6 separate regions of the Mus musculus genome follow, and all the other regions are linked to region 3. The links are chromatin loops, found by intact Hi-C in ENCODE. Cell type or tissue: heart. All regions are shown on one strand. Region 1 has its middle 16 kb from the start of Fam181b. Region 2 holds the start of Fam181b (family with sequence similarity 181, member B). Region 3 holds the start of Ddias (DNA damage-induced apoptosis suppressor). Region 4 holds the start of Ccdc90b (coiled-coil domain containing 90B). Region 5 has its middle 85 kb from the start of Gm40448. Region 6 has its middle 61 kb from the start of Gm40448.

Region 1 (5,000 bases), 220 kb after region 3:
ACCCCTCCCAGCAAGCTAGAAGTCTCTGTCTGGCCCCTTTGGAGCGAGCAGCCCCCCCCCCCCAGGACTGGATTCTGGGTGGTCAGCTTTATGCTTGGAGTCTCAGGGCTTCCAAGTTCTGGGTGCCCAGTGCTGCTCAGAATTCGATCTCTTAATTCTATCCTTAACGACAGGATTTCAAAGCAGTGCGGGAGGAATAAAGTGGCCCAGAGAGACTCAGGACACGTTTGAACACTAGCCCAGAACACAGATGGAATCTGAATCGTATTGGCACAGACCCCGGTCATGGGTAGCTGCCAGAACATTGTAAGAAAAGCCATTCTTGTCCGCACAATGGTGGGGAGGAAACAGGAAGTGAGGCAGCACGGCTTCAATTATTATCCTCTCTGAGAGTCTGTGCAGAGAGGGCTCCCCTATCAGCCTGTAGGTTGCCACACACCAAGTGCAGAGTGAGTTTAGACAGCAGTGGGAAGTAACTTAGTAGCAGCAGCAGCTGTGGTATCTGTGTACAAACGTGTGCGGCCACACTGCAGTGGACCACTGCCGGGCTCAGTTTCTGCTCTTCCCTGCTGATGCCACTTTGCAGAATTTCTAACTCTGTCAAGTATCACCTGGAAGGAGGTGTTAAACTGTTCCCTGATTTCAGGATCAGTGTGAGGATGAAAAAAAAAATCATATATGTAGAGTTATTGTTAAGCATTAGGCGAAGAATAGGCCCCCAAGATCTGGTATTACTTCTAGCTTCTAACGCGGTCTGCTTATGTTACGTGCAAGGCATTGGTAAATATCACAGGATCTGGAAATCACATAGGGAATAAAATACACCCGCTCCCCCCTCTACCCTCTACCCTCTACCGTCGCCACCCTGCCTGCTTTTGGGGCACTTAGGGCCTTACATGTGCCAAGCAAGCACTCTACCATCAGGTTCTATTTCCAGACCTAAAGATACATTTTAACTGTGAATTTATTTCTACTTTGTCTGAAGCCAAAGATTTGCATCCTATGAGTCCCCCAACATAGAACTGAGGTCTTCCCCCGACTCTGTTGTCTGCCTGCAGATCCTGCTCCCCTAACTGGGCGGTCTTGTCTGGACTCAGTGGGAGAGGATATACTCTAACGCTGTCTGACTTGAGGTATCCAGATGAGCTGGCTCCCCAGGAGAGATTTCTCTCTTCTCAGAGGTGAAGGCGAAGAGGGATGGAGGATTGGAGATAGGGGACAGGGGAGGGGTTGTGTGAGGGGGAAGGACTGGGAGGAAGGGAGGGGACTGTGATTGGTATGTAAAGTGAATTAATAAATTAATGGAAAAAAGAGATTTGCATGCTATTGCCTAATTAGCCACACCTAACTATATGACTGTGCATTTCTTCTGAGTGATTTTAAAATCCGGTTTTAGATTTATTTTATTTTATTTTATTTTATTTTATTTTATTTTATTTTGTGTCTGAGTGTTTTGCGTCCATTCATTGCCAGCTGAGGTGAGAAGATGGGGCCAGGTCTTCTGGAGCTGGAGTTACAAATAGTTGAGAGCTAACATATAAGTGCCGGGAATCAAATTCAGGTCTCCTGGAAGAGCACCTGAGCCCTCTCTTCAGCTCTCCATGAGTGTACTTTTGATTTGCAATAGCTGAGGTAGAAGTTTAGAGCTAGATCCCATCTTGGGAATAAGAATCCTATTTTCAGTTCTCTCTGTGTGTTTCATTAACACAATGTGAGAATGCTGGACAAAGAGCCCTTAGCTCATCCCCTGTCTTCTGTAGCTGAACCACTTGGAGAACACAGCACTAACACTAGTGTTCCGCCCATACGTTTCTTGCAGAGGCACACTGGAGTGCCTGCTTACTGTCTTACCCTCTGGATCCTCCACCTCTATTTTATTTTATTTATCCTAGAGCAGAGGATGCTTGTGAAAACACCTGGAGAAGCTGGAGAAACGCATTAAATTTAAGTAGCCTTATGCATCCATTCCACAGGAAATGAAACAGAGGTAGCAAAAGGCTATGCGCCACTGAGCACTCTAGGGCAGAGCTGGAGGTGCGGCCAGACTTTCCACACACAGGGGCTGCTCTCAGCGGACACCTCCATGCTCAGCTTAACCTCACTGACTTCTCTTTTTTTCCAGTTATTAATCTCCTCGAGGTGGAGGCAGGCCCAGATCAATTCTTTGAGCCAGGTTTAGAAGAATAGGGCCGTTTATATCTTTGCTTAGACCACTGGAAAATCCTTTTAATCTTGCTTCACTGCAAAGGACCGCTGAGCAAAACCTCGAGACTCTGAAGCCCTACAGAGCCACCTTGTGGTCTCGCAAGAAAATGACTCCATCTAGTCTCTGGTGTCTTGGTTTGGATAAGACACACATGTTGCATGTTTGTTTTGTGATTGCTTTTTTTTTTTTTTTCCCTTTAGTTGCTAAATAAATTTTTTCCCTGGAAACCACTAAGCAAGGATTGATGCAGTTGTCCAAATTCTCTTCTTTTAATCTCAGTCTTCGGATCTCGGCCTCCCGAGACCCTGGTTTGTGCGGGACCACGTTGGTGTATCCTAGTTGAGGTGACAAATGAGTGGGGGCGACACTTGCACTGCAGGTCTGGACAACATACAGCTCTGCTTCTTCCCACCCACCAGGCTCTTTCTTCTGTGGTTTTTACAGCAGGCATAGAATTCATGTCTAAAAGTTGGAGCCACAAGGTGGGAGGTATTCGTTTTCTTGTTTGCATTTAAAATATCTCCCCACAGACTCATATTTTGAGTGGTTGAGCTCCTTGCTGGTTGACACTATTTTGGGATGTCATGGAGCTTTTAGGAGGCAGGGAATAGCTGAAAGAAGTAAGCCACTATGAGTGGGGCTTGGACGATTAAAATAAACGATGGTCTGGACCCCCATCTTTCCTTCTTTGGTTTCTTTTTGTTGCTTGTGAAGTGCAGAGGTGGCTTGTTTCTGCACTGTCCTGCAGAAGTCCCACTACCCCTTAGGCTCTCCCCCAGCAAGCGTGGTGAGGTTTGCTTCCGAGGTTAGCCTCTGTGCTTTCCCTCAGAAGCTCTGCTTTTGCCCACCTCTGCCCCTTCTCCAGCCTTGCAGCAAACGTGGGGGTTCTTTCCACATCTGGCCGCTCAGAGAGGACTCAAGGAGCCATGGGTGCCAACCTAAGTAAGACAAATGACAAAATCTCCTCAGTTTCAGTGGCATCAAGGCTTGCATTCTCCTAGATAATCAGCTGCAGCTGGTGCCTATCCTTGAAGAAAGGAGATTAGGGTCTCATGCTTAAATCATAGAAAAGAGGTAATCAGAGGTCACAGATAGTTATGGCCAGCTGCCTGGTCTACAAAGTGAGTTCCAGGACAGCCAGGGCTATACAAAGAAACCCTGTCTCGAAAAACCAAAAACCAAATTAAAAAAGCAAAAAACAAAACAAAACAAAACAAAAACAAAGGTGGTGGGGAGAACTAGTTCCTGATAGCCCCCCAAAAGACAATCTTTAATCCCCCTCTCAGTTTCACAGTTCCACCCTACCAAATGGTATCCTGTCTGAGTTATGACTTACCTCACCCGCCTTCCCTCCCCTTCACCCTAAGCATTCAAGGAATTTCTAACTACACCATATATAAGTGTTAAGACACCCGAGCTTGGGGGCACACTCTATCCTGCACTGTGGGAAGGTTTGCGATCCGAGTCTGACTCATTTTCGATAAAAAGACTTCCATGCCCACCTGCAGCAGACTCTGCACTTCCTGAGTTCTCCTGGGTTTCCTGCAGAGTCGGGGCATAACACATGCTCTCACTGCCTTGCCTTCCCCACTTGTAATGAACGACTCCATTGGAACAGAGAGCCAAAACCAATCTTTCCTCTCTGAGTCTGTTTCTCAGTTATTGAGGTCACAGCAATATAAAGGCAACAATCACAGTCTCCAACTTCTTAGATGAGAGCTGCCTGCCAGGGAAGAATACTTTGGACTTTAAAGATACCAAGAATCTATAGGCTTCGACCTATCATGTCTTTTGTGTTTATTTGTTACAGCAGCTAGAGTTGCCTGAACCAGTGCTGATTAAGTTAAAAGTGGGGGTCAAAAAGAGACTTCCACGAAGCAACAGTGTACTGTTTTCAGGGACCCTCAGTTCCACGGACGTTTCTGAGATCTTGGGTTGATGTATGTTTGGGTGTATTTGTGTCATCTTCTAGCATTGTGTTCTAATAGTTATTTGTGTATGAAATGTACAAAAGAAAGTCTTAAATCCTGTGGATTTGTCACAGCAAGTCCTGGATGTCCTACCTCAGCAGACACACAAGAAGAGGACCTTAAATCTAATCTTGTAAAGATAGAAGCCTCAAAAAAGGAAATGATTAAGTTAAAGAAATACAGGAAAATACAATCAAACAGTTGAAGGAAATGCATAAAATTGCTCAAGAACTAAAAATAGAAATAGAAGCAATGAAGAAAACAAAAATGAGGGAATCCTGGAGATGAAAAACCTAGTGAAGAGAACAGAAACTACAGTAAAACAACAACAACAACAACAACAACAACAAAAATACAAGAGATGGAAAAGAAAATCTCTAGCATAGAAGATATGATGGAAGAAATTAATACATCTATCAAAGAAAATGCTAAATCTAAAAAGTTCATGGCATAAAGCATCCAAGAAATCTGGGACACTATGAAAAGACCAAGCCTAAGAATAATAGGAATAGAAGGAGAAGATTCCCAGATACAAGGCCTAGAAAATATTTTCAATAAAATCATAGGAGAAGGTTTTTCATATATATTACAAAACACTAAATAGATTGGACCAGGAAAGAAATTCCTCCTACTACATAATAATAAAAGCTCTAAATGTGCATATTGAGGAAAGAATATTAAAAGTTGCAAGGGAAAAAGGCCAAATAACATATAGTAGCAGACCTATCAAAATTACACCTTACTTCTTAGCAGGTACTGTAAAAGTCAGAAGGGTCTGAGTTGATATCTTGCAGACTCTAAGACACCAAAAACATGTCATCCCA
Region 2 (5,000 bases), 210 kb after region 3:
TATTTTTTTATACATATAGCTATCATGTTATATTTATTTTATAGGTCAGAGTCCACAGAAGAAGTTTTGTATTGTCCGATAATAAAGGCAAAATTGGACTCCAGTTTTCTCTGGCTATAATTTCAGCACTTTTACACTGTTCTTTCAAAGTTTGTCTAACCCATAAGCACAGCTGCTTTCTTGTAATTGAAAATAGGCACTTGGCTGGGGACAAAGGACAAATGATGCTGATATTGTAGTTTGCTATGTTGTAATAGAATGGGTTGGGCACAAGTCAAGAACAAGGAGTTCATTGGGCCACTATTTTATATCAGACAAGGTGAGATAGCCTTTGCTGTAGTAGGAGAAAAATAATTCTTGCCAGTAGCATTTGCCTACTGTGCAATATAAATAACCTTTTCAAAATCCACGAGAATAGTTATAACTATTCTCATTTCTCAGATTAGGAATGGACATGATACAGAAAATGAACTGACTGGCCCAAGGACTCTTCCAACTTCCAAAGCAAATATTAATCAGGAAATTAACTTTGATGTGTTAGAAGCCCAACTATCTAGAAGTGAAAAGGGATTTTTATAGATTAATATTTATAGTTTATTTATTTTAAATATGATTGTTAGAATTTCAAGTGTAGAAATCTTGCACAGTTGCCCTCTGGCCATTTCTCATTAAACTCTTGGCATCTCTACTGGACTCTGTGTGACTAAATGATACTGGACATCTTTGAATCTGAATGAAAGGTACATGACAATTGAGCCAATGTGAGTTAAAACAATTTTGACTCAGCTTTATGTGTTTAAGTACCTATTCCCATCACTTAAATAAAACCTGTCTTCTTTGGTAGGAATGCATGCTCCAATGTGGTTCTGTTATAGCTGCAGGAAAATGGGTCTTGAAGAGAAGACTGTTAGAAGACATGGTCGGTACCTCTTCAGTGACCTGCACCATGATAACTAAGAGAACTTTGTTGTGTGCACGAGGCTTTTCTATTGTGGCGTCAGTTAATCCTCATGAATACTGTGATGGAGAAGACATATCAAGGAGTGCAGCCATCTCCACGGGTCTCTTCTTTCATAGCAAATGCTCTATGTGCCCAGTGAGGTGGGCAGCCTCACTTGTGTTGTGATGTAAAAAAGCTAACCAAAGCAGAGCATGGTGAGATGGTCTATCCAAAGCCATGTACCCAACAGAGCAAGGATTTCAGTCCCAGGCTGTTTACTGGATAGGCTTAAACTAAACCAAGACCAAGTCTTTTCTCAGTGACCTTTCACGATGGACCGCGTTGTTCATTTTCTCCACCCCAAGAAGAATGAATGTCTGGTTGAAAGTGTCCTAGGAAACGTGCAGGTGATCACTCGACTACAGCAGCACTGCGTGGGGGGCAATCTACGTGGCTTCAGAAGTAGAAAACCTAAGAGGCCAGAGCTGTCTATACACCCGGGACTCTCTCCCATCAAGAAGTGGCTCAGGGAGACTGACTTTTTTCTTATTTGACCTTTGGGCCAAGGGCTGGCTTTGACTTAACTTTAAGCTAGTAGTAACTTCTACCAATCCAGCAGTAGAAGCAAGAACATCAGACTTGAGGGTCCTGGGAAAACTGATCAGAATCTTAGGATCAGAAGTAGAGTTTGAAGATTCAAAGAGACAGGGCCAAGAGAATACAGATTAATCAGTTTGGGAATGGCTTTCTTTTCTGACTGTACTAGATGTGGCTATGGCCAATTCTCCGAACTTCTCAGAAGTCTAGTTTCTTTTGCTGAATGGTAACAAAACATGTAGTTCATGAGGCTGTTGGACAGGATTAAATGGCATAAAGTCATTAAATGGGCAATGACCAGTACAGAGCGATTCCAGGAGCTGGTAGATGGTGGACCTCACTGCTTCCAAAACTGGAATCGAAACCCAGATTTGTGAACTCGCTTAGGGACAGTGTCCAGGGCCAGGGTGTGGTTTTACAGAAGCCTAGCTGGGGTTGGAACACAGGCTTTCTCCTCACCCCTGGCGATTGAGGCCAGTCAAAACAAATGCCCCGGGGCACAGGGAAAGGAAAGGGTTAAGGTCTGAGAAAGCTCGGAAAACAAGAAAAGCCCAAGTTTCCCGCCCCCTTTATACCCACTACCAAAGCCTGGCTACGTAAGCCCCTCCTCTCCGCTACCGGGGCGGTCGCCCTGCACTCCCTCCCTCCGCCTCTGGCTTACAAGATCTAATGAGCTCCCCCGGGAGGCTGAGCCGTGAGCCTGGGTCGGAGCGAGCAGACAGCGCCTCGCCTGGGCTGGAGCGGGCCGGGTGCGCACGGGCCGCGCTGCGGACGGCCGGGGAGCCGCAGCGATGGCGGTGCAGGCTGCGCTGCTCAGCTCGCACCCCTTCATACCCTTCGGTTTCGGAGGCTCCGCGGACGGGCTGGTGAGCGCCTTCGGAAGTCTGGACAAAGGCTGCTGTTTCGAAGACGATGAGAGCGGGGCGACCGCGGGAGCGCTGCTATCGGGGTCCGAGGGCGGGGACGTGCGCGAGGCCACCCGCGACCTGCTCAGCTTCATAGACTCGGCGTCCAGCAACATCAAGCTGGCGCTGGACAAGCCAGGCAAGTCTAAGCGGAAAGTGAACCACCGCAAGTACTTGCAGAAGCAGATTAAGCGCTGCAGTGGCCTCATGGGGACTGCACCTCCGAGACCCGCGTCCCCGAGCGCTGCAGATGCTCCAGCCAAACGGCCTCCGGGAGCCCCGACCGTCGCGACCCCAGCGCACTGTAAGGCCGCCCCGCGGAGGGAGGCGACCCAGGCTGCAGCTGCCGCCAGCCTGCAGAGCCGGAGCCTGGCTGCTCTTTTCGACTCTCTGCGCCACATCCCCGGGGGTGCAGAGACGGCTGGCGGTGCGGAGGCGGTGTCAGTCCCGGGCCTCGGAGCAGCAAGCGCTGTGGGAGACGGGGCGGGCACCGCGGTGAGCTCAGTGGCTCCCGGCACCAGGAAGGTCCCGCTGCGTGCCCGAAACCTGCCCCCGTCCTTCTTCACTGAACCATCCCGGGTGGGCTGCGGCGGCGCCAGCGGCGTCCCATCGGGCCAGGGCGTGAGTCTGGGTGACCTGGAGAAAGGGGCGGAGGCCGTTGAGTTCTTTGAGTTGCTGGCGCCAGACTTCGGCAGTGGCAACGATTCGGGTGTCTTGATGGCCGCGGACCCTCTCGATCCGTTCCCCGCCGGAGCCACGGTCCTACGGGGACCCCTGGAGCTGGAGTCAGGCCCCTTTGAGCAGCCGGCGATGGTGGGGAACCTACTATACCCCGAGCCCTGGAACACCCCCGAGCTGTCCTCAGACCAAGAAGCCTCCTGTGGCTGGCGTTCGCGGCGGCGTGACCTTGAACGAGCCTGTGCGCCTCCTGTACCCCACAGCCTTGGACTCTCCAGGTGGGGAGGACGCGCCAGCCTTGTCTTCTTTCACCCCCTTCTTCCCAGATTGTGCGTTGCCGCCGCCCCATCAGGTGTCCTATGATTACAGCGCGGGCTACAGCCGCGCGGTTTACCCCAGCCTCTGGAGACCAGATGGGGTCTGGGAAGGGGCTTCTGGGGAGGAAGGAGGGCATCCAGACTGACTGCGAGGAACTCGTTCCTTTCATTATGACTACTGTGGGCTGCGTGCCACTTTGGGTTTCTTCTGAGAGGAGAGAACGATGGGAGAACGCAAGTAAAGACGAAATGGGATTAAAACAAACAAACAAACAAACAAACAAACAAACAAACCCTCAATCCATTTAATAAAGGATCTTCAGGAAAACAGACGAAGTGAGGATTGTTTTAATCACAGCCTCAGATTTTCTTTTCTTTTCTAAGTGAGTCATAGATTCCTACTTGGACAGACCAATTAAAAAACCCAGAGACAGGATTTGGGTGGGATGATCAAGGGTCAAGAGTAAGACAGCTTTTACTGTCTCATCTCAGTTCAGCCAAGGTCAGTGTGTTTAATGTCATTATCCCCTTCAAACAGCTCCCTGGTGTCCTCCCCTGACTACATTATGAATTAAAGCCTATATTGAAAGAAATGGAACAGAGGTATGTGGTCATTGAGTTGAGTGTTTTCTTAGTGTTTTCCCAATTTCTCAACTTTGCTAGGTGGACGCTGCGGGCGGGGCTTGGGTGCTGGCAAGGTCATGTCCCAGGCCTCCCTTCTTTCCCCCTTTGCCTTCCTTGGTTTTTGTTTTTGGCGCGCGGGGGTGGGGGTTGGGGGGATGGGGTGGGGTGGGGAAGCTGAAGGTGCCATTACAGTTATTTTTCCACGATGGAGGATATTAAGCCCAAGACTTTAAACACACTAAAACCAGTTCTGAGTGTGACTCTGTTCTTCTCTTCTTAAGATTTCCCTTCCCCTACCAATCTCTGCCTTTCCCATCTCTTTCTGCTGTTACCCTTGAATAGCTTACTCCATGGCTCTAGCCTCTCATCTCTGCTCTCTGCCTTCTTCCAAATCTCTGAGTTAGGAGGAAAACCTGGCAAGTCTAGAGTCCCATTTCTGTCTTCCCCCTTTCCTCTTTCCCAGCCATTTTTTGAGAGAGAGTTAGAAGACAGATGATAACCTCTTGATTTTAAGTTTTCTTATTATAACAGGATGACAGCGTTTCTCCACTTCTCACTGTTGTAGCTGTTTGGGAGACTCAGAAGTAAAATACACAAAATGTCTTGAAACTGTTGCACTGCTTGGACCTGCAGGTGTATTATGTCTCTTTATAAGCAGATAAATGGTTTTGGAGTGAAAACTGTAGAACATGTTATTCTCATTTTGTTTGTTTGTTTCTTTTTTGTTTGGGGCGTTATGATAGCTGTACAACTTTATCATCTTCTTTCAGCCACACCCCTGTATCCCAAACTCTTACTCCCCAGCCCCTACATCCCTGATCTTCCTCACTCCTGTACCTCACTGTGATAGGGATCTGTGGAGGGTATAATGTCTCCAATGGAGATTTTCCATTCTTTTCATAACCTGGATGGAAGTCTTGGAGGATGAAAGTCAGAGAA
Region 3 (5,000 bases):
GAGAGTCAACTGTATTTAGAAGTCTCACAAATTCAAAGTTTAATAAGTAACAAAAATTGAATCCTGTTAAGTCCTTCTTGTCACAAAATCCTCTCAATTTTAGTAAGTCATACTATTTCTAACTAGCCATATGGCCAGATACCTAAAACTCTCCCTCCACACGCCATGTCATATCCAACATTTTTATCCCCCCATCCCCTCCCTTTTTTGAGATATCATCTTTCTATATAAAGTTCTGACTATCTTAGAACTCACTGTATGGGATGGTCTTGAACTCAGAGATCCACCTGCCTCTGCTTCCTGCCCAGCTTACTCCTTTTTAATATTTATTCTTCTAGAATTTCATACAATATATTTTATATTTCCCCCTCCCCATCTTCCTATGCACCCAACTTCCAGTTCTTTCTCAAAAATAAAAAAAAACAAAGCTGGAAATAGTGGTCTAAGCCTTTAATTCCACACTCAGGAGGCAGAGGCAGGATGATCTCTGTGAGTTTGAGGCCAGCCAAGGATACATAAAGAGACCCTGTCTCAAAAACCACACCAAAGCAACCCCATGGTGGCTAGATAACTGGGACTCCTCCCTCCCCTCCCTCCCTTTCCTAGCCAAGTCACAGTCACCAATTTAGTATCAACTCTTTACAGGGCACTTTCCTGATCCATGGCGATTTCTAGACCCATCTTTTTAAAGGTAAGATTTTCCTCTGTTGCCCTTAGGTCTCTTTGAATCTCAGGCTGGCTTCAAACTAGAGATTCTCATGACTTGGCCTCCCGAGTGCTAAGCTTATTCATACAGGTCTCCATACTCAACTTTGCTATTCGGTTTAATCCTATCCAAAAAAAAGGGGGTGGGGGTGGGGTACTTACCCTAGGACAGCAGTCTCTATTGTTAGTTGAAGTCATCCAAAACCTGGCCCTTCTTGGCATAATGGAGGCACTTAAAATTTTATCTGAGGAGCGAATAAAAAAATGACAGAGTGCTCAGTGATCCCATTTTTTGCAAGGTCAAGAAGCCAGCCTTGACATACCTATAAATCTAGCAATTGGGAAATAGAGGATGATAGAGGGAGTTCAAGGTCAGTTTTGGGTATAGAATCCTGTTATCTTGGAGCCGGGTGTGGTGGCACTCACCTTTAATCCCAGAACTCAGGAGGCAGAGGCAGGCAGATTTCTGAGTTCGAGGCCAGCCTGGTCTACAAAGTGAGTTCCAAGAGAGCCAGGGCTATACAGAAAAACCCTGTCTCAAAAAACAACAACAACAACAACAACAACAAAAAACCAAAACAAACAAAACAAAAAAACAACAAAAAAAAATCCTGTTATCTTAACTCACACACATAAAACATAAAGCAAAACAAACCAGAACGGCTTTACAAACTAAGCAATTACTAACGAGTCAGAACATGCCTTAGGTGTGGTGGGATAAAAAGAAGTTTGGGAGGTTGAGAGGGTGGTGCTTTTGAGGAACACACAAGGTAATCTGGGGTTCGGGATAATTCAGTATGTCATGAACAGAGTGTGTGTGTGATATCCTGGGTTTCACCTCCCACACTGAGAGGGTATATGTGTGTGTGTGTGTGTGTGTGTGTGGGGGGTATGACAGGGTCTAGAACTGAAGTTAGAGAGGCAAGCAAGGCCAAAGAGCTTTTAACCTAAGTTACAGATTTTGAACTTAAAAATATCGGGACAAACAGAAGCTTCTAAAACAAGTGGTGAGTATCTAGGTAAAGAATTTTTCACCCATCTGCCTGGTCTTGGAGGCTACTACTGTCACTGCATGCAGCTGTCACAGGTTAGATTATGGTAGTGGCAGTGTTCAGTGGGGAGTTGGATTTGGATCTCAGGTGTGGGTTCGTGAGAGCAGGGAAAATAGAAACCTTTCAATTTCTGGACTGCGTACATTACTCAGTAAAATACTTTCTCTGGGCAGTCAAAGTCATCTGAAAAAAATAAAACAAACCATCTTTGCCAGCACCTAGCACAGTAACCTGCTGACATAGTTTTATGCCCCCGTTGAAAGTCGAGCCCTTTCCTTTCTGGGTTTTTGGGGATCCGCAGCAACAGTAAAGTGCTGATAAACCTTCGCCAAGGAACATGAAAAGTATTGACTTTCCCGTTTAACCTCGTAGCCGGCGTTTACGGCCAGAAGTCCTGAAATCAATCCATACGGAGTGCAAGGTTACAGCGCCTCGTCAGGAGTCTCTCCACCTAGAGCCCCCCAAGAACTCCTTTTTTCAGCGTCTCACCTGAGGCAAAGGACACAGACAAGCCCGGGCAACCGCTCCGCCCTCCGGCCGCTCGGTCCGCCGCTCTCCAAACGCCAGCAATCGAATCTCCCGCGTCCTCTTCCGCCGGAAGGACCGTCTTGACGGACTTTCAGGAGAGCCAATCAGAAAACGCCCTGCAGGGCGTGTCCCCACCCCACCACCCACCCCCGGGCAAGCGACCCTTCTTGTAAAGCTAGGGGTAGCTGTGGGTTTCGAGGGTCGTTCTTCATCGACTGGTGGAGCGGTAGTTCTCTCGGCGAAGTGCGAGGGAAGCCGGGAAGGCTCGAGGCGTGGGAAGGAGTGGCTTCAGACGGACGCCGAGGGCGTGGGAGCGGATGAAAGTTGGCGCCGCGGGCTGGACAGGAGGGGGCGCTGTTGTAGAGGGAGTCGCCATCGCGGAGCATGGATGGATTACCGAGGCTTAGAGAAGGCTTAGTCTGCGCGCAACACCCAGCGGCCACAGGAGGGACGGGTCGTGCGGGCAATGCGGACGATGGGGGTGACCCGAGAACTGAACACCGGTGGGGCTGCTTAGGCGGGAACAACAGAGGCGAAGAGCCCGAACGGCCTACAAGGAAGGGGGCAGAGCGATCTGTGAACCTCGCTCCATTTCCTGCTACTTGAGGGGCCCAGCATCGAGTCCCTGTACTTGTTTCCTCACCTAAGTAGAGGGGAGAGTCCAACTCCGTCTGGAAGGTTGCTGTTCTGGTTGAGTGTGGGTCACGTGTGTGCCGTCATGCCTGGTGACAATAGACTCACTCTCCCTCCCTCCTCCTCCCGCCCCGTGCCATTATAAGGGATTTGCGGAGAGCTGGGGTGTTACGTGGGACTGAGGTTGCGGGGACAGTGTGATGGTGGCAATAAAGGCGGGGATATGGCATAACCTAGGGTAGCGATAGGGCTTGGGGAGCCATAGATAAGGATGGGGCAAAACCCTGCGTAGTAAAGGCCGACGTAGAGTGTGACCTCAGTGGAGGTGGGCGGGGAGAAGGAGGATGGCGAGTGGCAAGTGTGGAGGCAACGCCTTTGGGGCCAGGAGCTGCCTGGTTTTAGGTTTCCCGGGGGAGGAGCTGGTCTGCAGCGGGCGGAGCTACGAGCTGGGCCCGGCTTAGTCTTTGCGCTTCTGCTGGTGGCTCTCTTTCTTTAGTCGCCCACACTGTGGCTGCCATCCCCAGCCATGGGCTGCCGGGCTCTCCTGCTCCTGTCTTTCCTATTACTCGGGGCCGCCACAACCATCCCGCCTAGGCTAAAGACCCTCGGCAGCCCGCATTTGTCAGCCAGTCCCACACCCGACCCTGCTGTAGCCCGTAAATACTCAGTTCTTTACTTCGAACAGAAGGTAAGCAGAGGCTGGGGAGTAAGGGTTCTAGGTCCCACGTCCCAACCGCCCGCCCATACCTTGCTTGGCTGTTGGAGCACCGCCGCCCACTCCAAAATTCAGACTCTGATACTTAGGACTTGACTTGGTTTTAGTTCACATTTTCTGGAGGGTGGTCTTAAGCCTTAATTATTCGAGTGTTTCCCAACAGAGACCATGAGAAATTTATCCCTCCAGTTCTGGAGGTCCAGGATACATATTTTTAACTCTTCATTTTAGGAAATGCCTCAATCTAAACTCTTTGTTTACCTTGGCCAAAACCAGATTATGGAGACTAACCTTTGACCCCATACCTCTCACCTCAAATTCTTAGGTATGGAGGCTAACCTTCACCTTTAGGTCTCTCAACACAAATTCAGATGTACCCATTACATAAGAATGTATCGCTTCACTAAACTGCTTCTCTCAGCTGAAATGTTACCTTTAGAGGCTAAAAGGTCTGTATCCCCATCTGAAGTGAGTGCAAGGATCAGGTCTCTCTGGTCTTGAACTTGAGTTCACAGTTTTAAGACAGGCTTCTCCAATGCCTTTGTATTTGGTGGCAGCATGAGACCATAGGTCATTACCCTATAGGTCTGAATGAAAAGTACCTGTGTCCTCTGAAATGACAAGGCTATATAATTCTATAGTTCTAGGAGTCTCTGAGGCCTGAATGCACAAGGCACTGGGATTAGAAAGAGTACAGTCGTCTGATCTTGGCTTTAGAAGTCACATCAGGATTCTGGCCTCACTCTGTGATCTTGGACAAGTTACAGTTAGTTTCTGAGCCAAGTTTCTTGGCTTACTGCAGAAGGTTGCAGTGATGACTAACTGAAGCAGCTAAGAACCATAAGCCCTAGCAGAGTAGCTGCCCTGAATAGAAGGTTACCGATGGAGGCATGCTTATTGATGGGACGTTTGACTAGGTAGGAATTTGGGAAAGAGGGAAGACATGGGGTTGTAGAACAATTTAGTTTTGAAGTAAAAAAAAAAAAAAAAAGACCTAGAAATTTAAGTTTGGGTTTCAAAAAAAAAAGAAAAACGAAAAGAAAAGAAAGGAAGAAAGCAAGCAAACATTTTAATTTAGCTGAGGTAGCAGAAGTCTTTCTGGAACGGCCCCTTTAATTTCTACAGCGGCTTATTTGTAAGTTGAGAAGTTGGAGGCAGGACCATGGAGTTTTATGCTTTCCCTAGGAAAACCTTTCTGTGGAGCGAGCTATGGCTGTCTAGCTGAAGTGAAGGCTGTGTTAAGAACTCTAGGACTTCCTCTTTTCTGTAGCTCTGCTCTCCGCCCACACTGTAAAACAAAGCCGAACTCATGGCTTTTTCCTATGGAACGACTCTTAATCCTTGTACTGAAACCTCTTTTACACACA
Region 4 (5,000 bases), 310 kb before region 3:
GAGGCATTTCAACTGGGATCTGACTTTTATGAAGAAGTTGATCTAATACATTAGAAAATTTTCTCCAAGCTTCAAAAGCATTGTATGCAAAGGCCACAAATAAGAACGGGATTAATAACTTGTGCCTGCTCACTCTAACCCTCTCTTTGGGTCCTATTATCTCTGCTTACTAGAAATCCTTGAAAACATGTTTGAATCCTACTTCTCCCATCTTTTCTAAATTCTTTTATTAGTGTACATTCACTGTACACATGATGGGTTTAGTAATGGCATTCCTTTTCAAAAGTATAATGACTTTATGCTTGTTTAGTCCCCATTACCTGCTCCTGCTACTCTCCCCTTTCTCTTTCCTAATAGTCCCTCCCCTTCTATTTTATGCCTTACATATACACACCGCTAGATTGCACATATGAGGAAACACACGGGATGTTTGTATTTGTGTATCTGCCTTACTTTGCTTAATATGATACTCTCCCGTTCCCCCACTCCCACCCCAATGTCATGAATTTGATTTCCTTTTTTAAAAAATTATGTATATGAGTACACTGTAGCTGTGTTCAGACACACCAGAAAAGAGCATCGGATCCCATTACAAACGGTTGTGAGCCACCATGTGGTTTCTGGGAACTGAACTCAGGACCTCTGGAAGAGTAGTCAATGCTCTTAATGGCTGAGCCACCTCTCCTGCCCTTGATTTTCTTTATAACTAAATAAAACTCCATTGTACACATAATAATTCTTATTCATTTGTTGATGGGCACCTAGGCTTTCTCTATAGCTTGGCTATTGCAAATATGGCCAACATCCCACTCTCAGCTGGACTAGAAGATTAATTGTTTAAAAACTTACATGATACTAAGATATTACTGTTTCCTTATTCTCTACCTTCTCCTGTTTTTCTATTACAAGTTCTTGTGAAAAAATATAAAAGCAAAATTCTGGGCCTTTAGGCCCAGGCTTGGGAATGTGACTCAATGCTCCAAGGTATGCTAGTCATAAAACAGACATTCCTCTACCCACCGCTTCCTGGGTTCAAAGAGTGTTCATTCAAAGAAAGTTACCCTGACCCCCCCCCCCTGACCATTGCTGGAACCCGCTATGCAAATGTGCCATTGTTAGGGGCTCTTAGAAACTGTCTTGAGAGATAACCCGAACAATTACCAGGTATTCCTTGTGACTCTTGTGACTTTGCACTTCCTTTTGACTCTTAACTGGTATCTTTGGTATTTTCCAACAATGCCTTCCCCACTTCCTTGAGTTGTGGTTTCTTCCTTTAAATACCCCCTTACCCAGCTACTTGGGGCGCCAGGGACCTCTACCCCTGCGTGGTGTATTACTGTGGTCCCGAGAGCACTCTTGAATTAAAAGTCCTCTTGCAGTTTGCAGCAAGACCGTTTCTCATGCGTGATTTGGGGTGTCGCCTCTCCTGAGTCAGAACGTGGGGGAGTCCTCATGTTGTGGGTCTTTCACTTGGAGAGCAGAAATCCTTATAATCCCCACATAGCCTGGGAAAAAAATCCTGTACAGTAAGAACTTAAATTGTTGTTGGAATTCTTTCTTTGTTCTTCGAATTATTAATCTTTAAACCTAGCTGGCATTCAGATATTTCTGAAAATGAAATTGGAAAATATTTTAAAGTCTAGAGTGCTTCGCTTGAATACCAGGGACCCACCTGGCAGCCCAGGAGAACTGTCTCTCCTGTCTCTGTCCCTAGTACCCACGACAGAATCATTTTAATTTCCTTCTATGTGTAATCTACTAAAGTGCTTGCTGGTGGGAACCAAGTTTTGTTTTTAATGAGCTTCAGTGCTTGAAATGGTGGCTGGTGGGTAGCTGATTCCCACAAAGTTGCAATCTGGGTAAGCGACAGACTAGTTAGTACATTGCTTTCAAGGTTTTACCAGGTGGGGCAATGACTTTGGTAACTGAAGTTGGAGAATGTTAAATCATGAACAATGCCGACCCAGGAAATGGAGAATTTTCGTTTCCCTGAAGAAAAGGCCTAAAACAGTTGGTCCTCCAGTGCACCAGAGGGCCAAGCAGAGAGACGCGAAACTGCAAGTGTGTGATACGCTTTGGACTTCCACGGGCACTGGTCGATGCTACAACGCGGTCTCATCCCCACAATCCTCAGCAGCAAGGACTGCGGGTCCCATGATGCTATGCTGCTACGCTGGATTCGGTCTGGGAAGCTTGCTGCGGGACTAACTCGCCGCCCGCAAATGGGCGCCAGAAGGTTCTCCAAGACCCCGCTTTCTTAGGGCGGTAAAGGCGGGAAGAGATGGGAAAAGGGCGATGTGCTAGGGGGATAAGCTCTGAGTCGTGTTAAGTGTGGCTCTGTGAAGAGGCCTAGCTTTGTAGAAGAAAAACCTCTCAAGTAGGTGCTTTGGTGACAGACCGGAAACTACATTTCCCAGCATCCTGATGGTGAGAGGACTTCATTGTCCGAAAGCCTCAGCGAAAATCAACGCGTATTCCGCTTCCCCTTGCTGACCTGCGGGGCTCCGAGACTATGAGGAGCCGCTGGATTTGGCGGTTCCTGCGCCCTGACGGCGGCGGAATCCGCTGGACTTCAACTCCTCATGGGCGTCTGTCACCCGCCCTGCGGAGAGGTGAGACGAAGACTCGCTCAGGGAGAAGGTTCGGGCGGGTGTGCCCGCTCAGGCGTCCGCGAGAGTGACACACCCCCTGCAGGGCCCCGCCCACCCGCGCAGAGCCACCCGCGAGCTCCGGGGATGGTGGGTCTTGGGCGTTCCAGACAGGGTCTGGCTGGAGGGCTTCCTTCCTCCTAGACCCAGCCCCTGCGGACCTGCGCCTCCTCTCGGCTTGAGTTGGTGGGGGCGCGGGGCGGGGTTCCGTCTCCATTTATGAACTCTTAGGTAGTTTGCGGGTGTTCTGATTTACAAATCACATAGTAGGGTTTTGTTTTGTTTTTTAAGTGTCCTGGAACCTATGCGTTTCCAAACACTTTGTTAGTCTGTATATCCTGGAGAATATCTTACTTTACTCTGAGAACTATTTCCAAGGCTTTTTTTTATACTTGTGCTTTTCAGTTTTTCCGCCGTAAAAGGCATCCCAACCTCCACATTTCGTTCTTCCTGGATCTGTGTATGATGATAAACTGAGTTATTCAGTACCCAAAAACACTTCTCCGCCCTCCACACTTGTGTGGTTTTGTTGTTTGCCACTGTTTTGTTTTCACCCTGTTATTTAATTGTATTTGTTCCGCTGACTTTCAATCAAGGCTGCCCTTGCAAGGCTACTGTTTAGCTGCTAGAATTAGTCACATCTTTGAATCCATATTTAGGTAGTTATTATAAATACACATTCTGGTGGACTTTTCAGAAAAGGGTGGCGAGGTGGGTCCACTGGTAGAAACTTGTGCTGCACACAAGCATAACAACACAAAGTTGAACCCCCAGCCACTTCCAGGTTCAATAAAAGCTGCCCTATCAAAGACTTAGGAAGGGCATGACAGAGCAGGATACAAAGACCTCCTCTGTTCTCTCCTTAGGTATGTGTGCCCTCACACACAAAGGGGTAGCATTGTTTTGAATCTGATGAAATAATTCAAATCTCAACTTATCTGTGTACTTTTACCAAAAATATAACACCCCAGAAAAATGTTAATATTTTGGTACAATTTTCAAGTTATTCCACTTGAAGTCTGGTTACTCTTGAGGAAATCTTGTCTCCCCTTAAAATTAGTGCATGGTTTGTGTCCCTGTTCAGTGTAACAAGTATTTACTGCTTACTATAGACAAATGTCAATAGTCTAGCAAATTTGAAAGTTGGTCCTTATCCCATGGAAATACCACAGTATAGTTATTTTCAAGTAGATGGTGAGATGCAGAGGAAGCCGTGATTTGTCTACGTTTTTGTCGATGGTGCTGCAGTCTTCATTTGTTACTATCCACACTTAGCAGTACATCAGAAACACTACAGATGATTGATTCTTCTAAGTACAGATTGCCAAGCCTTATGACCAGAAGTACTGAATCAGTCCTCAGGTGGAGAGGAAGCATTTTTGTTAGTTCATTTAATTTGCCAAGATTCTCTGAAGCAACATATACATTATGCCACTAGACTATAATGTAAGAATATGTTCTTTGGAGTTGTTAGTTTGAAATGAGTTTCACTGTGTAATCTTAGCTGTCCTTGAGCTGAAGAGCGGGCTGGCCTTGAACTCACAGAGATCCACCTGTCTCCACCTCCCGAGTGTTGGGATTAAAGGCATGTACCACCACCTACTCCCTGAGAATATATGCTTTAATTCTTTGAATTTTTATAGAAAAATAACAAGCTGGTACCAGGCGAGATAAGTCTGCAGGCAGAGGTATTATTGCCAAGCCTGATGAGCTGGGTTTGGTCCTGGGACTCATGTGATGGAAGAAGAGAGCCAAGTCCTGAAAGCTGACCTCTGACCTCCACACATACTTCTACATGCACACACCCACATACATACATCCACATACAAATATACAAATAAGAAAACTTACCAGTTATGTCTTTGAAGTGGTTCAGTTCTAAAAACGGCCAATAAATTAATAATTAGATTTAGTGAACTCTATTTTATATGCCTTTTTAAAAAGTAAATTTTGGCCTTTTCCAAAAGAGTCATTTTCTACAAGATAGTCCAGAGATCTATAGTAGAAATTTTGTAAATTGTTAAGTCTTTTAATTTTGAATTTGCTATCTCACTGTAAACATACAAGATTAGTTTGAAAAAATTAAAATGATGTATGTAGGGTTTTGTATAGATGTCAAATGTACTCTTGTTTTGTTTTTCAAAAAAGGGTTTCTCTGTATAACCCTGGCTGTCCTGGAACTTGGCTCTGTCACCTAAGCTGGCCTCAAACACTCAGAGATCTGACTGCCTCTCTGCTGGGATGAAAGGCATGTACCACCACTGCCTGGTATCAAATAGACTCTTAAGGAGTGCTTATGAATCAAATTGCTCATGTCACAATCAGACCAGTGATAATAGCTTATTGAGAATA
Region 5 (5,000 bases), 88 kb after region 3:
AAAGTGGGAGTGGGTGGGTAGGGGAGCAGGGTGGGGGGAAGGGTATAGGGAACTTTAGGGATAGCATTTGAAATGTATATAAAGAAAATATCTAATAAGAAAAAGAAGAAAAAAGAAAGTGATACTGAGTGGTGGAGGGGAAACTGTGGTCAATATATAGTGTATAAAAGTTTAGTTTTCTATTGCTTCCTCTAAGAAAAATCTCTTCTGCAACCATACTATCAAAATTAGTGCTGCTCCTGTAACCCCACCAGAATGAAACCCAGACAACAGTAATTTGGTGTCTTTGTTTATTGTCTGTTTTATGTGTTCTGTCACTATATCCCTAGGCCTGCAAAAGCCTTATGCATGTAGCTTGCTCATTCTTGCACTTTTACCACTGGTCTCATGGTGGTTACTCATGAAATGTATATCCAGTGAAGCCACGTGACCACTGGCTGTTATTTGTGTGTGCATCCTATTAGCTTCAGGTGGTTCTTATCCGAGATGTTGATGTGGTGCCAAAAGCAACTAAAGACAATCCAAGGAAACCACTTGGCTGCTTGTTTGAACTTATTGTTATTGTTCTGTTTTGGTTTCAGCTGAGGCTGTCCTTTCCCTTACTAAAGTGCTTAATGTACAATGTTTTAAACAATGAGCTGTCTGTAGATTTTAAGATAATAATATGAAATCCCTGGGGCCACTTTACACGGAACTCAGTATGGAAAATTTGATGCTGGAGTTCCTAAGGGGGACAACTTAGACTTTACTTTCCTCAGTGGCTTCCTATTTTGGATTATGCTCATGTGGGCACTCCGTAAAGTGTACTTTTTATAGGCAGGATGTTTAAAAATTGTTCTTCAATGCAATAAAACCAATGCAATGTCTAAGAGATATGTATACGTGTCTATTTGTATGAGAAGGAATACATCCATAGAGGTCAGAGGACAGTGCTTGCATGCAGGAGCCTATGGAGGCAAGAAAGACATGTTGGATCCCCTGGAAATGGACTTATAGGTGGTTGTGAGCCCCCATGTGTGTGCTAGGAACAGAACCAGGGCTCTTTGTAAGAGTAGTAGGTGCTCGTAATTCTGGAGTCATCCCATGGAATCAGTATGTGGACTATGTGAATGCATTTTGTCCTTGGCTCTTCTCTGGGGAAGACTGTTTATCATTGCCTTTTCAATGTCATTGCTTGTGATGGATCTGCTTAGGTTGTTTATATTCCTGATTTAATTTTGGTAGGTCACTTGTGCCTAACTTTACTCACTCCTTCTAGAGTATCCTCCTAATCATCTTCATACATCACTTTTAAAATCTTAAATATTATTAATGTGGGTATTTTTTGCCCTTTATTTTGGTTAGTTTGGCTAGAGATTGCTAGTTTTTATTGTTTTCAAGTAGTCAAATTTTTATTTAATTAATTCTATACATTTTTCTCTATTGCATAAATTTCAGACCTGGTATTTTTTATATCTTGCTACATGTTATTTTGTATTTGACTTGTTTTTGTTTTCTTAAGAGCTTGAGATACATGCAGTCTTTAAAGACTTACAGCTATACAATTACCTTGTAAAACTGCATTAGTTGAATCTCAGATGGTCTGAGAAACTCTAATTTTGATTTTTCAGTTGATTCTAGGAATTTTTAATTTGCTCCCAACTTTTGTATTGGCCCACTTTGAGAGTGTGTTGTTCCCGGGTGTGATGTCACATGCCTATACAACCCCTGCGCTTAAGAGATAGAAGAAGATCAGCATGAGGTCACTCTCAGCTACAGAACAAGCCTGAAGCCAGCCTCTTGAGCTGTTGGTCTTAAAAAATAAAAGTGTTTTTTCCAGTCTCCAAGTATTTGTGTACTTTCTCTAGCTGTTGGTTCTCTGTTTTATTTCATTATTACCTGATAGGAATTTATTTTAGGTCTTTTTTGTACTTACTTGTTAAGGCTTGTTGTAGAGGCTTTATTTTTGGGTGTTTTAGAGATAGTTCCATGGGCTGCTGAGAAGAATGTACATTCTTTATAAGTTGGGTAAGATATTCTGTAGATATCTGTTATGTCCAATTTATCCATGGTGTTATTTAACTTTGAAATCTCTGTTGAGTTTTAGTTTGGAGGTCTTATATGGAAATGAAGAGCATTATTCAAGTCACTTACTATTATGTATCATAACCTAAATATTATATGCTCATTGGTGTTTGTTTTATGAAGTTGACAACTTCAATATTTTGTGCATATATTTTCAATTGTTCAATATGTTCTTGATGAGTTACTCCCTTTATTAATATGCCATGACTCTTCTTTATCTCTTCTAGTTTTTGTTTGAAATCCCATCTGTTAGGCGACAATAGCTTTGCCATCTCCAGCTCAGCTGTCGATTCATTGTTTTTTTGTTCCTGCTCTCTGCTTCTCTTCTCTAAAAAAAAGGTGGTGAGGATCATAGCCAAGTCCAAGAGAAGGGAAATATATTTTAAGAAGACCTACATAAGACAGAACAGTCAAATAGGGGAGGGGAAAACTGTAGGGGGCAGTGCTGATATTAAGGTCCTATTCCCTAATTGGTTCTTGATCTGTCAAAAAAGAAAGCCTTGGGCCAATTGCTGGGCAGAAGGTACAGGCAGGACTTCCGGGTCCTGGGAGGAAGTCAGGGAGACACAAAGGAGGAGAGGAGAGTATGCTATGCCTTGGAGAGAGGAGAACTGGGCAACTATGTGAGACATCAAAACAGAGGGGCTGCACAGGCCACTCTTACAGGTGGGTATTCAGGGCAGTAGAGCAACTGAAGAATAGGGCAGGTAGGAGAGATGGAGATAAGATATTAGTAAGGGCATACTTTTCTAGGCAGGAGATAGTAGCACCCAGCAATTGTGCCAAGAAGGCAAATTGAAATTGAACAACAGCATGTTTGTGTCTTTTATCTGGGGATTCAAGGGGAGCTGGGAGTGGGCTGGTTGTGAGATCACCTTCTGGAGTACAGGTGGGTAGAGTGCAAAACTACATGCAAAACCCCAGAAAGCCCCTGAAAGACATTTAACACTCGCAAAAATCACAAGTTAGAAACAAAACAACAACAACAACAAGAAAATATGAAGAAGGAGGCCAATAGGACACCTCCAAAAGCTCACAACTTCTGAATATTCAAAACAAAACAAAACAAAAGTCAAAGAATTAAAAATTTTATAATGGTCCACAACTTTGCAGAGGACTTATGCTGCTGAATGAAATAAGAAAATTCCCCACCAAAGTTAAGTCAGAATGGATGACAAAGTCAGCAACATAGGTGAGATATTAAAGAACATGTCATAAAATTCTTCAAGGGATTAGGATTCTGGAATAAATGAATGAGTGAATAAACAGGGATTAAAAATTAAAAAGAAACCACAATGGAATGCATCACCAATAGACCAGGTCAAACATAAGAAAGGGTTATCAGAATGCAAATCAAGGTTGAGAGGAAATATTACATTCATGCAGCAATAAGAACTGCCACACCAACCCCAGTAGAATCTGTGTGACAAGTTCCACAGACTGAGGTGAAAACTTCAAAAGAAAGAGGCCTCCTGGAACCAGTTGTGGAGCTCTTAGCCAGAACAAAATATTGAGCCATAGTTCTCATGGCGATTTATCTGTTTTACTTTCTTTTATTCCTTTTCTTATTTACATGTTCCTGATAGCCTAGGATAAGATCTTAATCGAGAGAAATAGATAAGAAATCATCCCTTGAGAATGGGTCACTAGCCATGACCTCATCTCCAGGAAACCAGTGTTTTACTTCATAAATCATTTACAAAATTGCATAATAGTATTATGGTAGACAAAAACTTTCCCAACAACATAATTCCATATGGCTTCAAGTGTGTCATCAGAAGTAGGCTTTGGTATATGGTAAAGAAAGCCTTAAATAAAAATAATTAAAATAGTTTAAATTAATGCTTTGAAGATTTACAAAAAAAAATCAGGCATTAGATGTTAAACAATAAGTGACCATAAATATCTACTAACCTGTTCTTGGAAATATGCCCCACATTTTGGATGACTGCCCCAGTGCATACATCTTCTCAGAGTTGTAATATTTGGATGAGTTTTGTGCTTTACTGTACCAAATGACAATGATGATATTCATGATTGCTTTACTGGACACATCTTCTAAGAGTTTTAATACTTTTTTTTTAATGTATAAAAACCCTTGCTTGAGAGCTGCAAAATACACTCAGATTCAAACTGCCTTTGTGTTTGTTTCTGTTTGTCACCGCCGAATCCTTACCCACTCAGCCTTTCAGGACCCTCGTCCCAGGGACCCTCATACCCGGTTGAGATGGTTTGTGGCAAAAACAACAACAAAAACAAAACAAAAAACAAAACAAAACCAAAAAACCAAAAAACCAACAACCAAGGGTCTTAGTCTCTGGGAAATGTAACTGATAACCACACTTAGATTCCATCTCATTCCAACAGGACTGCTACTGCCAAGAAAACAAATGAGCATCAGCCGCCATTCACAAGGATTAGGGTGGGGCTATCCAATTCTGAGAGGCGTGTGAATTACTACAGTTACTATGGAAAATATATAGAGGCCCCTAGAGTAACTAAATAAGGAGCTACTCTATGATCTAGACATACTAGGAACACACCCAAAGTGTGCATGCTACAGAGATTCCTGTATAACCTGCTCATTGTAGCAGTGCTCAGAACAGCTAAGGTATGCAATCAGTCTACTTGGCTATCAACAGATAAATGGATGAGGAAAATGTGTTATCCATCCAAAGTGGAGCTTTTATTCAGGCATAAAGAAGTACAAAACTGGGCTCTGCCACCCTATAGGTGGAACAACAATATGAACTAACCAGTACTCCCCGGAGCTCGTGTCTCTAGCTGCATATGTATCAGAAGATGGCCTAGTCGGCCATCATTGGAAAAAGAGGCCCATTGGTCTTGCAAGCTTTATATGCCCCAGTACAGGGGAACGCCAGGGCCAAGAAATGGGAGTGGGTGGGTAGGGGAGTGGGGGAGAGGGTATTGGGGGA
Region 6 (5,000 bases), 64 kb after region 3:
GTAATTTTGACCTGCTTCTGTGCAATATATATATATATATGTATATATATATATATATTAGCCTTAATGGATATTAACTAACTTAAATGTTCTTCTGTTTAATTTTAACATGAAAGAGAATAAAAATACAGAATAAGCCCTATTAAATCTTATTAAGTCTATTCGTGGGCACGGTGGATCCATCTGCAACCCCTGGTACTCAAAAGGCTCCATCAGGAAGATAAATTTTGCTCAACAATTCAAAACTATTAAGGGCAATCAAGTGAGACCCCAAAGTAGAAACAAACATGAAAAAAATTTTAATAACTTTATAATTAATAAGGTGATTACTTTAATATACAGGTAATGGGAATCATACAGAATTGGAATAATTTTTTTAAAGAAATGTTTTGTTACCTTAACTACTGAGATTCCATTGCAATAAGTAAATTTAGAGAACTTCCTCTGATGTCTACAGAGCCACGAAATTATAACCTTGGCCTCAGAGCTTGTAAGTAGCAGTTGTATAATTCCAATGCTGAACTGTCTCACTTTTCCTTGGTCCCAAATGTAATTTTCTTGCAGCAGAAAGGCAATTGCCCCTGTTTCTGCCCACTCCTTGCTCTTCGGTCCCAGTCTCACCCCCCCACCCCCCTATTCCTTACCCTTGTCTCAGCCTCTGGATTGCCCTGTTTCCCCCAACTCCTTACTCTCTGTCTCAGTCTCTGGATTGCCCCTGTCTCCACCCATTCCTTCCCCTTCCATCCCAGCCTCTGGGTTTGTCCTGTCTACCCACTCCTTCCCCTTCCATTCCAGCCTCTGGGTTTGTCCTGTCTGCCCACTCCTTACCCTTACATCCCAGGCTCTTCATTGCCTTCTGCTTTTGCTGGCCTTCACACTGAGGGAGTTCTCAGTCTTCCCACCTCTGGCCACAGAGCAACTGGCTACATTTCTACCTTGATCTCTCTCCTTCCTCTTTTCAATCTCCCCTCTCCTCCTTCCCTGCTTTCCCTCTCTCTGAACAAGGGAGACATCTGAGAATACGAATCTCTTTTGTTTGTGTTGGTGCTTGATAAAATATGCACCCTCTCTGGGTGGCATAAGCCATTTAGTTACCTTCTCTAAAAGGAATCCTTTAATGCTAAAATTAATGTGATTATCTAAGTGTGAGAGGCGTATTCAAGGCTTAGAGAAAATGTTGGAATAGCTGAATGTATCTGCTTAATCCTCTCTCTAATGTGGCTGAACAATGCTCTGGGAGGCTATTGGTCCTTCTTTCTTCGAGAAAAAGCCTGTCTCCAGAGGGAAGGACTATTTGCAGTTTTTGATAGCTTTATGTTCCACTTTCTCAGCTGCACGAAAAGACAGGAAAAACCTGGAGATGCCCAAAGCACCGACAGATACCTACAGAACTCTCTTCTGTGCTCTGCCCATGGCATATGGTGGGCTTTTTTTTTCCCTGGGATTTCCTGGAAGTGAGGTCTGTGGTCACCACGAGGAATGGCATCTTGGAGAACACTATTGTCAGTGGTGGGTGACAGACATTTGTACACGTCAAGTTTCAATTTCATCTGGAAGAAAGGCTTAGCTACTTGCTGCCCGTTAGGGCAGATGAAGGGAAGGCTGAGAAGGAACAGGTGACAGAGAGGGGACATGTCAGGTTGCTCTGTGACTGGGTGTCAGCTCTCCCATTCATATGCTAGAGATAAAACCCATCACAGGAGTTACTTTTGAGAATGAAAATGGGGGACGAACAGGAAAATGTGGCAGCTAGTCTGCCTCATTCCCAGGTCACATGCCTGCTTTTGTCTTCATTTCATTTCATTTAATATTTCAAAACCTCATTCAAAAAATATATTTCCTTCCTAGATGTGTAACTTAATGCAACAATGCTTTTGTAAAGTACCTATAAGCTGGACAAAATGCACAGATCTGGCAAGTAGACTTGAATAACTGAAATTTAACAGGGTCACAGTCTTGTAAGGACATATAAATATGTATCTGAAAGAGTGCATATTGCAAGTGAACTGTATACTTTGGGTCATTAACAGTAATAGCTAATCCCCGGGATAGTGTTCACCATTTACCAGGAGTGGAACCTAATGCTTTACGTCAGATTTCTCATTTAACCCTCAGCCATGGCTGCTAGTAACTCTTGTCATCTCATTTCAGATGACGATGCTGAAACACAGTCACTTCCTAGTGTCATAGCTTAGTAAGTGGTCGGCCAATAGAATCTGTGACCTCACAGTCTAAATGTGCCCATTGTGCTTCCCAAGGTAAGAAAGAATTCCGAGAGGAGGTGACCATAGGTGGGTTCCAGGATAGAGTGGGAAGTGCACTGCGTCCTCTGAGGAAAGCATCCCAGGAAGGAGCAACCAGGTAAAAGTGCATTGTCGGAGAAGCACTTGTGTGGGAGCAACAAGGAACAGCTTAAGAGCGCCACCATCTGGCGCTAGGGAGTGATGCTTAGTAGGCACTGTCAACTTACTGGATTTAGAATCACCATGGAAAAGCAATTCTGCATGTGTTCATGAGGGTTTTCCCAGAAGGCATTAGCTGAAGAGGCAAGACACGTTTTGAATGTGACTGCCACCATCCCATGGGTTCTGAGACTGCATAAAAAACAAAACTTGAGCCGAGCATAGATACTTGTCTCTCTGCTTTCTGTCTGTGTAGGCAGTGGGACCAGCAGCCTCACTTACGCTGCTTGCTCTGACTTCCCACCCTGACAGGCTTCACCCTCCAACTGAACCACGGCAAACCCACCCTCCATTCCCTTTTCCCTCCTTTCCTCTGTTGCTTCTGTAAGGTGTCTTTTCATAGCAACCTAAAAAGTGACATGCACAAGTTCTAATCTGACTTTCGTGGGAAAGTAAGTAAAGTGTTTGATGAATCATCTGAGTATCAGCTTAGCTTTTAATAAAATGTATGTGTGCAGCAACATTGGAATGGTTGCCATCTTTGTGGTATAGAATCACATATGCTCTCAATTGTGAATTTCAAATTTGTGAGGATGGGAGCCTCTTAGGATAAGATGGACACATTTTTTTCAAAAGGAATTCATATTGAGTGCTTATGAATGTCCTCATCAAGGTTATAAAGGTGGTGTAACCAGCCAACCCAGGGATATTTGTTATTTTTAGACAAATGATAGAATTGATATGACATTTAAATGAGAATTATAGGATTATCCTGAGATGACTTTATAGAAATTATTGAGTTGAAAAGAGGGAGAGATACAACTGGCCATTCCAGGAAATGGGAATAAATGCTTTGCTCAAGCTCTGGGGACCAATCACATCCTATTTCTTAGTCAGTGGTGCTGGGTGTGTGTCTTAGCTGAAGCCAAACAAGAAATCAGGCTTGCCTAGCAGGTAGAATTTGGAGATATCTTTCCGCGTCTATTTCTTAGTTTCCATTGGCTATATTCTAAGTGGAGGCCGAGAAAGGATGTGGCTGGTTCTTGTTTCTATCAGGCTGACAATGTGAGGGGCAGGACAGAAAAGAGGAGGCGACTGGAACAGAGCTGGGATTAGCTGGTAACCGTGGACTGGATTCTGTGGTTGACCAGGAAAGATGAGAATGTTACTGAACTGGCCACACTTGTGGGCAGTGAAATCCAGTCGGCGTACCATACCAAAGACAAGGGTTTGACATTGCTCCCTTAACTCATTTCAGAGAGGTCTCAAAATAGTTCAGCCAGTTCCTAGGGAGGTCAGGGCAGAGGGTTTTTGTTGTTGTTGGTTTTTTTTTTTCTTTTTTTCTTTTCTTTTTTTTTTTTTTTTTTTTTGTGATTTTATACAAACTGATCAAACTCCAGGGCCTGGATTCTATTTTTTTCACACTTGGTACTCACCGTCCCCTGGGCACTCTCCATGGGGCTCATACCATGGCTGTGACAAGACCTGGAAACTGAAGCTGTTTTATTCTGCAGATGTGGCGATTCTCAGAGGGCCCTGACAGGGGCTTTCCCATTCTCTCAGAAGCCTGAGAAGTTGGTTTGCTTCCCTCTGCTCCCACCATTCCCCTCTGGTTCCTGCCATTATTAATAACGCAGAGGTGGCTTCACATCAGCATGGGGGCTGTGTGGGTAATTACAGCGGTTTAGGACTAACCAGTAAATTACTCCTCAGGCTGGGAATTCAACAGGTTACCAGTGTCACTCAGGCCAGCTCACTTTATTGCACTCCCCTCCTGTTGCCTGTCACACTGATATTCATGTGTCTGCTTTGCATTACAGCCTGGCTTTCCTGCTGCTGCTTTTCTTGGTACCTGTGGCTGCCACAGCTGTCAATCCAGCCCTCACTAACGTAACCTTGCAGTTCTTCCCCATATTCCACCCCGATGTGGCCAATAACTACTCAGTGTATTACTTCAGACAGAAGGTAATAAGGGTTGGAAGAGCAAGGTTCCAGATCCCAACCACTGGCTCGTCTATTCTCAGAGGCCAGATGCCGTAGGCCACCCCGAAACCCAGACTTCTTAATGCCTAGAAGCTGTTCAGCCTTCTACTCACAATCTACAGAACCCGAGCATTCACATTTCTCTTCCCCTCCCCCACCCATGGAAATGTGTTCTTTCACAGTTCTGGAGGTCAGGTTCCCAGTACTTCTGATGTTTGCTCATCTGTAGCTGCCTGGCCACCACTAACCCTGCTCCCAGCCGAGTGCCTCAATCCTAATTCACTTTACTTTCGCCAAATTAAAACTGCTGGGTGCCATCCCTGGCCCCTAGCTTGGGATGGCAATCATCCTTTGTTCTGTGGGATCCCCCCCCAAACATGAATTCTAATGCCTTTACTTTCGAGATAATGCAGAATGTGAATCAAATCTAGAGTGTCAGCCTGTTATCTCTGTAGCAGGGCAAAATTGACTTTTAACCATTTAATAAGTTTTTGACAGTACCTGTTTCCCCTGGGTTCCTAACGGGGGTTGTGCCCGGATCTGAGGATGTGAGATCAGGTAGGTCTCTGCCCTATAACCTGAGTTCAGACTTCCATGAGAAGCGTTATGGATACT

Evidence for each region. A loop is a pair of places that touch in the nucleus more often than their neighbours do. Peaks named below come from ENCODE experiments on the same cell type or tissue, not always from the same donor. Only the 100,000 strongest peaks of a DNase experiment are listed, where the experiment ranks them.
Region 1: it touches region 3 in a loop (7-fold over the local background); 13 of 42 quality-filtered maps call a loop at or near these places.
Region 2: a loop joins it to region 3, with 3 times the contacts of the local background. A loop is called at or near these places in 13 of 42 quality-filtered maps.
Region 4: a loop joins it to region 3, with 5 times the contacts of the local background. A loop is called at or near these places in 9 of 42 quality-filtered maps.
Region 5: a loop joins it to region 3, with 8 times the contacts of the local background. A loop is called at or near these places in 17 of 42 quality-filtered maps.
Region 6: a loop joins it to region 3, with 3.0 times the contacts of the local background. A loop is called at or near these places in 3 of 42 quality-filtered maps.

Annotation. Positions count from the first base shown.
Region 1 is chr7:93,093,545-93,098,544 of GRCm38, forward strand. No RefSeq gene overlaps it. Among named protein-coding and RNA genes, the nearest start is that of Fam181b, 16 kb to the left of the region's middle. In heart, CTCF peaks have their summits at 426 and 2,307 (motif pointing left); a DNase peak (open chromatin) is centred at 337; H3K4me3 peaks cover 461 bases; H3K27ac peaks cover 161 bases; H3K27me3 peaks cover 228 bases.
Region 2 is chr7:93,077,693-93,082,692 of GRCm38, forward strand. It overlaps Fam181b (family with sequence similarity 181, member B), which reads left to right and starts at 2,187. Exons shown (of 2, transcript NM_021427.2): 1 at 2,187-3,293; 2 at 3,295-4,030. The coding sequence starts at 2,329. The coding sequence ends at 3,583. In heart, a CTCF peak has its summit at 2,230; DNase peaks (open chromatin) are centred at 2,229 and 2,999; H3K4me3 peaks cover 2,004 bases; H3K27ac peaks cover 1,542 bases; H3K27me3 peaks cover 2,930 bases.
Region 3 is chr7:92,871,895-92,876,894 of GRCm38, forward strand. It overlaps Ddias (DNA damage-induced apoptosis suppressor), which reads right to left and starts at 2,353. Exons shown (of 6, transcript NM_001355126.1): 1 at 2,247-2,353; 2 at 868-950. It overlaps Prcp (prolylcarboxypeptidase (angiotensinase C)), which reads left to right and starts at 3,359. Exons shown (of 9, transcript NM_028243.3): 1 at 3,359-3,606. The coding sequence starts at 3,445. In heart, a CTCF peak has its summit at 2,638 (motif pointing right); DNase peaks (open chromatin) are centred at 2,407 and 3,297; H3K4me3 peaks cover 3,523 bases; H3K27ac peaks cover 2,658 bases.
Region 4 is chr7:92,559,024-92,564,023 of GRCm38, forward strand. Ccdc90b (coiled-coil domain containing 90B) reads left to right here and starts at 2,126. Exons shown (of 9, transcript NM_025515.3): 1 at 2,126-2,612. The coding sequence starts at 2,513. In heart, CTCF peaks have their summits at 2,013 and 2,803; DNase peaks (open chromatin) are centred at 2,148 and 2,448; H3K4me3 peaks cover 1,963 bases; H3K27ac peaks cover 2,039 bases.
Region 5 is chr7:92,959,454-92,964,453 of GRCm38, forward strand. No RefSeq gene overlaps it. Among named protein-coding and RNA genes, the nearest start is that of Gm40448, 85 kb to the left of the region's middle. In heart, no CTCF peak of the experiment used is centred here; a DNase peak (open chromatin) is centred at 528.
Region 6 is chr7:92,935,745-92,940,744 of GRCm38, forward strand. No RefSeq gene overlaps it. Among named protein-coding and RNA genes, the nearest start is that of Gm40448, 61 kb to the left of the region's middle. In heart, a CTCF peak has its summit at 2,426 (motif pointing left); no DNase peak of the experiment used is centred here.